2 separate regions of the Mus musculus genome follow, and region 2 is linked to region 1. A link is a loop called in an ENCODE intact Hi-C map of the cell type or tissue named here. Cell type or tissue: left cerebral cortex. All regions are shown on one strand. Region 1 overlaps Lama2 (laminin, alpha 2). Region 2 overlaps Lama2 (laminin, alpha 2).

Evidence for each region. A loop is a pair of places that touch in the nucleus more often than their neighbours do. Peaks named below come from ENCODE experiments on the same cell type or tissue, not always from the same donor. Only the 100,000 strongest peaks of a DNase experiment are listed, where the experiment ranks them.
Region 2: it touches region 1 in a loop (2.5-fold over the local background); 3 of 42 quality-filtered maps call a loop at or near these places.

Annotation. Positions count from the first base shown.
Region 1 is chr10:27,473,505-27,477,504 of GRCm38, reverse strand. The region is part of intron 1 of Lama2 (laminin, alpha 2); the gene reads left to right. Among named protein-coding and RNA genes, the nearest start is that of 4930579H20Rik, 86 kb to the right of the region's middle. In left cerebral cortex, no CTCF peak of the experiment used is centred here; DNase peaks (open chromatin) are centred at 657 and 1,777; H3K27ac peaks cover 346 bases.
Region 2 is chr10:27,381,748-27,385,747 of GRCm38, reverse strand. The region is part of intron 4 of Lama2 (laminin, alpha 2); the gene reads left to right. Among named protein-coding and RNA genes, the nearest start is that of 4930579H20Rik, 6.1 kb to the left of the region's middle. In left cerebral cortex, a CTCF peak has its summit at 2,720; DNase peaks (open chromatin) are centred at 883, 1,671 and 2,670; H3K27ac peaks cover 2,430 bases.

The sequences.
Region 1 (4,000 bases):
ATAACCAGATTTTCATGTGGGTTTCATCAATAGGGATAAGAAATAAAGGAGCAGACACCAAAGATCATATAATACCACCTCTCCTGAGGGAGTTGTGTTCATCAGAGCATGAGTGAGTCCCATCTGATAGTTTTGCTTGAAGGCTATAACTGCAAGCATGTCCTGATATAGCATGTGGTACATAGAGGTTTTCCAGTCTTCATTTTTGTAATTATTAACAGCAGAAATAAGCATAAAGTTTTTCCATTTATTTTTCTGTATTACAAAGACCTTTCCTGTGCTATTGCCAGCTTGAGTCTCTCAATTTCAGCCTTAGGGAGTTAAAGACCTGCCAATGAGACATATGATTTGAAGGGTTGATTTTGGAGTAGGCAGACAAGAGAAGGTACTGAGTAAGTAAGTGTTCTGCTGATACTGATGAAGTAGAGCTGAAAGGAGCCTGCATGAAGTTGATTCACCTGACTGCTACCTCTTCAATATATACCTGGGTCACTTCTGCTAGAACATTCCAAATAAAAGTCTCAACAAAGATAATTATTTTTTAACATACTGATGTTAAACACCATCTGGATGCTTATTCTGGATTCTCCTACAGGAAGCACATAATCAAACCCAAACAAAACGGTGGATGGATTCCAGTTTTGCCAGGTGGCAGGTAGGGACTTTTGTAGGGACTAGAAATGCAAGCAGAGCAATGTTTGCAAGACAGCAGAATTTTTGGTAAGGGAAGGGAGCAGAGTATGGAGGGGACCTGTTTCTAGGGCAGTTCAGCTTGAGATGAAAATGTGTTTAATGTAGTCACAAAGATATCTTGCTAAATTTGATTTTTTTTAACTTTAAGATGTATGTTATAGTAAGTGCTTTGCCAAGCATAGCATAGTTAAAATTAATTTCACAAAGTATGTTGAGAAACTAGGAGAGATTGATGTACAAAAATGACCCTCTGGAAGCACTGTTTTTAAACTAATATGATTTTCTGGATTTGGATGGCCATGATTGTTATTTTCTCCGGTATGTCTAAATTATAGGCCACAGCAAATTGATAAAATAATTCTGCTTTGATTTAAAACACTGGTGTCCTTTGTACTAATGTCTTCTAAATGTACTAATGTCTTCTAAACTGAACCACGTAAGTGAGAAGCCATTTGTGTTTATAATGCCTACCCAATTGTGGTATCTATTATTTAGAGTTAACACAGATAGCTCTCAGCTGATCAATGGCAGTTCACACGATCATGTTTGGTTTATTTCCCTTTTGATGATGAAAGAAAAAATAGCCTATTTTTCATCTTTGTCTATTAAAAGTAAAAAAAAAAAAAACAACAGACTAAGACTTAACATGACTTTTAAAATTAATTCTGCATGAACTACTTTTGTTTGTTTGTTTCTGATGATTAAAACAAAACAAAACAACACAACAACAACAACAACAACAAAACAAGAATGAAGACCAAAGTAAGACAGAGACCTTTGGAAATGTTCTTTTATTTTGGAAGGCCAGAGTTAAGTCACAGATTTGCAAGCCATGGAAACAGAAGTGGAATACATTGTCTCCTGGCTTCTTTGCTTCTGGCCAAGTAGATTTGACATTATTTTTCTCCTTGCTTGCAAGTGCTGTGTGTCTGGACGGCTATTAGTTCAAATTGAGCTGATTTTTTTTTCAGTTCTATAAAACTCTTCATCTGCATTGTGGATGGAGAGCATTAAGCTACTTCCTGTGGTGCACAGCTGGAAGCCATTCTCTGCAACATTTTGTTTTCTTCCAATTTTGTTTTATACTAGTGTATTCCTACACACCCACGTAGCTAGGATTTCAACAGACAAGTGTCTCTTTTACTTCCTTGACACATCTTAGAACATTTGCAATTGGCAAGTTCTCTTTTAGTCTTTTAAATAGCGAATCACTTGGAAACAGCCCTGTTTACACACATGAATATATTTAAAATGCTCTACAGACCCAGAAACTGAAATGAAAAATTAGAAACATTCAAACAGTCCCACTCTACACACTATTTTTTTTTCTCTTGGAAGGTGATAGGTGCTTGGCAACAACTCAGAGAAGAAATGCTGGATACCCAGACTACTATGAGAAGAAGGGAGGAAATGACAGGAAAGAAGGCAGAGATCTGTCATGTGTTATTAATAATAAACGACTGAACTTTGCAATGAAAATAAATATATTGAAAACAGTTGTTTCAGTGACTCAAGGATTTTTCCCAGGAAGCTACCAAATACCACTGAATATCAACTTGTGTGTATTAATGTGAATATTTCAAGATATATTATGAAAACTGGCCAGACACATTCTTTGAAAAGTCAAGTGCATATATATGCCTACAAATACATACATGTATATGTCCATATAGGTGCTTTTGGCGGTTAATTGGGAAGTACAATATTGTGCTAATCATAAGTAATGAAGACAGTACTCCAAAATATTTATTTAGTTCATTAACCTGGGAACAAAGACAAAATATCTCTGTAAGTATTAATACCACATAGTATTAAATTGTCTTGAATATATACACTAGATATAGTGGACATTTTATAAATGACATTTAAAAAGAAGTTTGTTCATAGTTACACAAAGATAACACAGGTAAAAAATTCAATGGCTGAAAAGTAAAGAAATAAGTTTTTCACTTTAAAATCCAATTGTAAAATAACCTGTGACTATGGATGATCATTATATTATTGTTGTATCTTTTTGAAAATAATTGTGATTGGCAGTTGTGATGGGCAGTTGTGATTGGTGGTTGGTCTTGGACTGCAAATGTTCAGGATACCAAGAAATCAGGCTGTTATGCTATAGGCAACAGGAAACTTACATTTTTGTTTTATTTTGTTTTTTTTTCCTATAAATATCTAAATGAAGCACCTGTTCATATGTACCTCTTCATTTTTTCCATTTGTAATAGAATAGAAAGAAAACATAGAAAGAATAGAAACAAAGAAAATAGATATGGAATAGGCAGGGATGGAGGACAGCAAACCACAATAAAAGTTTTCTTTATTTTTCAATTAGTGAACATGCCATTTTGGTTAAATATCAAAACAATTCTATATTTTATCATAACAAGACTCCAGTAAACGTATGGGCTTTGTGGGTATGAGTCCTCTCCAGAAGGCTTATTCAATGCATGATTTTATTCTCATCCAATATATTTTCATTTCAGTGGTATTAATGTTAAATAGTGTGATTGATATACTCAGTCATGTTATAGACTAGACAACCATTGCACAGGATTAAAACATTATGAGGTTTGTAATAAACTGTGCTAAGCTATGCCAAGAAGAAAAGAAATTCAGTGTAGCAAAATCAGGAAACACATCCTCAGAGTAAGGGAGATTTGAGCTAGGTTACAAGAGTTGAGTAGATGAGCATCTTAAACAGACCTGTAGAAAGAACAAGATGTTGTCCCACAAAGCGGTTTTTAAAGCACTTGGCTATATCTGTAAACAGGAGCATGTCAGCCAACTTGCATCTATGAAGGTATACAGTCTGGTATTAATACATAACCAACCATAAAACTACGGCCACTATGCTGTATGTAGCATAATTCACAAGTACCTTAAAGCAAGAAAGCAACAGGATTTTTTAGAAAGGTCACTTCAGTGACAATGGCAAAGTCACACAGAACAACTAGTTAGTCAGAATGAATGTTACATAAGGATACAATGTACATAAGCTAGCAGAGAAGTGGCCCATGACCCTGCCTGCATGCGGTCAGGAAGTGGTAGCAGAATAGTTCTGACTCCACAGGAAAGGAGCAGAGAAGGACACCGCTCACATAGATGAACAGGGATGAGATGGCAGGGCTTTGGAAATAAAATAAATTTTCAGGCATACGAGACCACTCAGTCAGTTCAAAACTTATTGAACAAATAAAAGGTCCTAAACTTGGATCCCCACCATCTACATCCACGTCTCATAGAGCATGTGCTGAAATCCAAGGGCTGGGAGGAGTTCTCTGGCTAACCAGTAGGGAGAAGTCAGTGA
Region 2 (4,000 bases), 92 kb after region 1:
ACTGAATTGTTTACTTCGAGAGTTTAATGAGCTTCCCTGCAGGCTGGAATGTTTTACATGCCCTTAGAGCAGTGGTTCTCAATCTTCTTAATACTGCAACTTTTCGATACAGTTCCTCATGTTGTGGTGACTACCAACTATAAAATTATTTTGGTTGCTATTTCTTAGCTGTAATTTTGTACTGTTATGAATCATACTGTAAACATCTGATAAGTAGGTCATCTGATAGGTAACCCCTGTATATGGGTCAGTCAACCTCAAAGGGGGTTGCTACTCAGACTGACTTAGAGCATCCCTTAGTTTCACCTCTTTTAACATGCCTTCCTACAAGATGAAGGGCTTATCTTAGAGGAAATTGCTAAATAACACTTAGATTAAACAATAAATAAGGTACAGAAAGTACTACACAAAGTTGATAATGTGAAAGTAGAATAAGAGGAGAAAAGTGGTCAAACAAGGGATGAGCAAAAAAGTCAGGGTGGGATGGTGAATCCTAGTTTGCAGACACACAATACCGGAGTCATCAGTAGAGTGAGCCGAAGGAGCATGCTCAGATTTGTAGAGCCATATCCCAAATTGTCTCTAAATATCAGTATCTTTTTATATTGTGATTTAGTCTCTTATGTCTTGCTATTTTAGAGGGATCTTTTTGTATGTCTACAATGGCCGACTCTTAATTAGTTGAGTCTATCAGTGGTCATCACAAAATGCTACATCAAAACAACATATTAATATAAATTTTAATTTGCACGCTTTTGAGGTCCAAACATACTTTCTGAGGAGGCTTTGAATCAGACAACAAGGGCTGAGGGAGACTGGATTTCTCCTTTAGACACACATGCAGGCTTTATTCCAACAGAATGACACAGGATCTGGCTCACTATCTGCACCGCCTGCTCCAAGATTTTAATTTTAAACAAGTGTGCCCACACAGGGACTGAAAACAAAACAGAAAAATGATGCATTAGACTTCCTTTGTGCTATTATGTGGCTTTTGAGGGTATGAATTGTTCTGTGCTAGCGATGTAGGTCACGGAACACTCCCTGTATTCAGGACTTCCTCTAATTTACAGCTTCATATTTTAGAAAACCATATTAATTTCACAGCTGTTTGAGTATGAACATTTTTTAATCTCCCTATAGCTCAAAGTTTTAGTGCTTTAACCCTGTAGAGCTTTCACAAAGTGTCAATTGCTTTGCATACCACTGTTCTCACTTAATAAAATACTTACATAACAAAACTTTCCTCACAAATTTTGTTTATGCTAAAATTAATAAAAATTTGTAAAAACTTGAAATTAATACAAAAGGTAGAATTTGTATTATTCCTGGATAATAACGATTCATTCATCGACTCCAAGAAATAGATAGTTATGGTTACAATTTTCTCAAAATCTAGCTTCTATAAACCAGAAGAGTCTGTATTGATATGATCAGTGTTAGATGGACTACTGAGTATGGAACTTTCCCATGACTTGGTGATCTTCCTTAGTCTACTCTGCCTTAAGCCTGTCCCCTTTCAGGAAATCTGTTCTCAGTCTTCTCCAGTGATGTCTGAGTAGGACACGGGCATAATAATAATTTCACCTCAATACATAAGATTGGAGGGGCAAGCCCTATTATGGGAAACAAGAACCATAAAAAGAATCTGAAGAATCACGGGTGAGGCATAAAAAGGGAATGGAAGTAATACATTGTCTTAGTCACACTTGATGGAAGCACGTCTTATGACAAAATGGGGAACAGATGCATGCAAGAGACTCATCAGCAGTAGCTTTCTGCCACTATAAGTCTTCCAGTTGTATCTACATGACCAGATGTTATTTATTGAAGGGATGCTTATTGAACCAGTGATTTGTTTGATAGTGTAATAGGCTGATAAGTGAGTCAGAATAGAATTAGGAGGTGCCTCAGCTATAATTAGACATAATTGCCTAAAATCCAGTGTTTTTATTCTTTTTCACATTCTTATTGGTAATTTCATTTATTTTCTTTTAAACAGTTATCCAACTTACCAGTTTCCCCTCCACAACACCCCTACCCCCTTTCCCCACCCTGGGCCATTGAACCTCCACAGGACCAAGGACCTCCCCTCCCATTTATGCCAGATAAAGCAATCTTCTGCTATATATCTAGCTGGAGCCATTGGTTTCCCCATGTGTACTCTGTGGTTGGTGGTTTAGTCCCTGGGAATGTTGGGGGGTCTGGTTGGTTGATATTGTTGTTCTTCCTATGAGGTTGCAAACCCCTTCAACTCCTACAGTCCTTGCCCTAACTCCTCCACTGGGGTCCCTGTGTTGTCTGATGTAATGTTTGGCTGTGTGCATCAGCTTCTATATTGGCAGAGCCTCCCAGGAGAGATCTATACCAGACTCCTGTCAGCAAGCTCTTCTTGGCATCAGCAATAGTGCTTCTATTCTTTAAGAAAGAGTAATATCTCTCAAGAAGCATTAGCAGAATTAAGGTGGCATCCATCAGTACACTCTGATCATGCTTTCTGACATCTACTGAGTAACAATAACCAGTACTGTGTCCATGTGTAAGTTCCTACTGAAATTCATAAGGGAGTGGAATAGATGCTTAGTGATTCTATTTTCTTAAGCTCTCTCGAGTTGGGTCACACCCAAATCAAAATTTGGAGCAATGCAAATGTCTGAGGAGAGTGAGAGAGCTTCCTGCTGGTATTTTCCCTCATGGATTGCTCTGGAACTGCTCCCTTTGAATTCCTTCCTGGCTGTGAAGATCACGTGATGACTGCATCCCTGTATAATGTTGGCTTGACAGCACAAAGATTTAGCAATGACATTTGCATTTGATAAAATATAAATGAGAAGCTCTCCAAAGAGACTGAGAAAACCTATTTTGACAAGTCCTTTTGTATCCATGCAAATATTACAGAACTGCATAAAGAAAAACACAATGGCCAATAAAATAGTTTCTCCTTAGGTTATTGTTTTATTACTTTAAAAGTACTGAGAATACAGTATGTAAAGGAAACTTGTATCGATCAGACCTTTCAGAGTTAGAAATCAGAGGAAATGGTGTGGTGGACATTAAGTAATGATTTTACTGCTTTTGAACATTTCTGGCACTTAGTGGTCAGCATCCTTCTCATACATCAAGACCAGTAGGAGTCATATGCTCTTTTATTTAATTATGATGGATTACAGGTTACCTATCAGGGCATGTTTAGATGAAAGTTAATAAAGCACATGTTTAACAGAGGACTTAGAAATAAAGCTTTACTGGATTGCTTTGAGTTGTTGAAACCAAGAAGACCACAAGGCAGACTCCGAAAACCAGAAAAATCTCAGCATCTAGACTTTCAAAAAACTAAAACTCCGAAAGCAGCTGAGACTTTAAGTCTGCCCATGGGCTATCTTAAAATTTAGGATTTCTGTGTGCTCTTTAGTTCTATGGAACATAGAAGCCACTGCCCCATGAAATATATTTTTGTATGGAGAGAAAAATAACAAGAGTCTCATTTTAGCCTATTTCAAAATGATGGACAAAGAATATTTCTTTAACCAGCTGATGATAAATCATGTATACATTTAGACCCAGGATTTTGATTTTCACTAGGTGAATAGAGAAATAAGAAGAAGAGATGATTATGACAAATATCCCCTGCAGATAGCTAGTTTTCTTATTATGTTTCAACTTATTAATGATAATCTATCCAACGGTGAATAATTTGTTTAAATTCCTATGACAGGCAAAGCTTTCATCCAGGAAAGACAAATGCTCCAATTGTAACTCAAAAGAACAAGAGAAAAACAATATCAGTTTTAGGGCAATTGAAACAAAGTATATGTTCAGAATAAAATACCTGGTATGGGATGGTAAAGAAGTGTTGAGAGGAAGCTGAAGCATGGAGTTGTCTACGGTGCAGTAATATGTGGTAAACAGTTCACTAGGCTAACATCTTCCTGCAGTTTGGGAATAGGGTGTGTGTGAAGACATCAGGTCCACACAGTCTTTGGCATGCCATCTTTAAAGT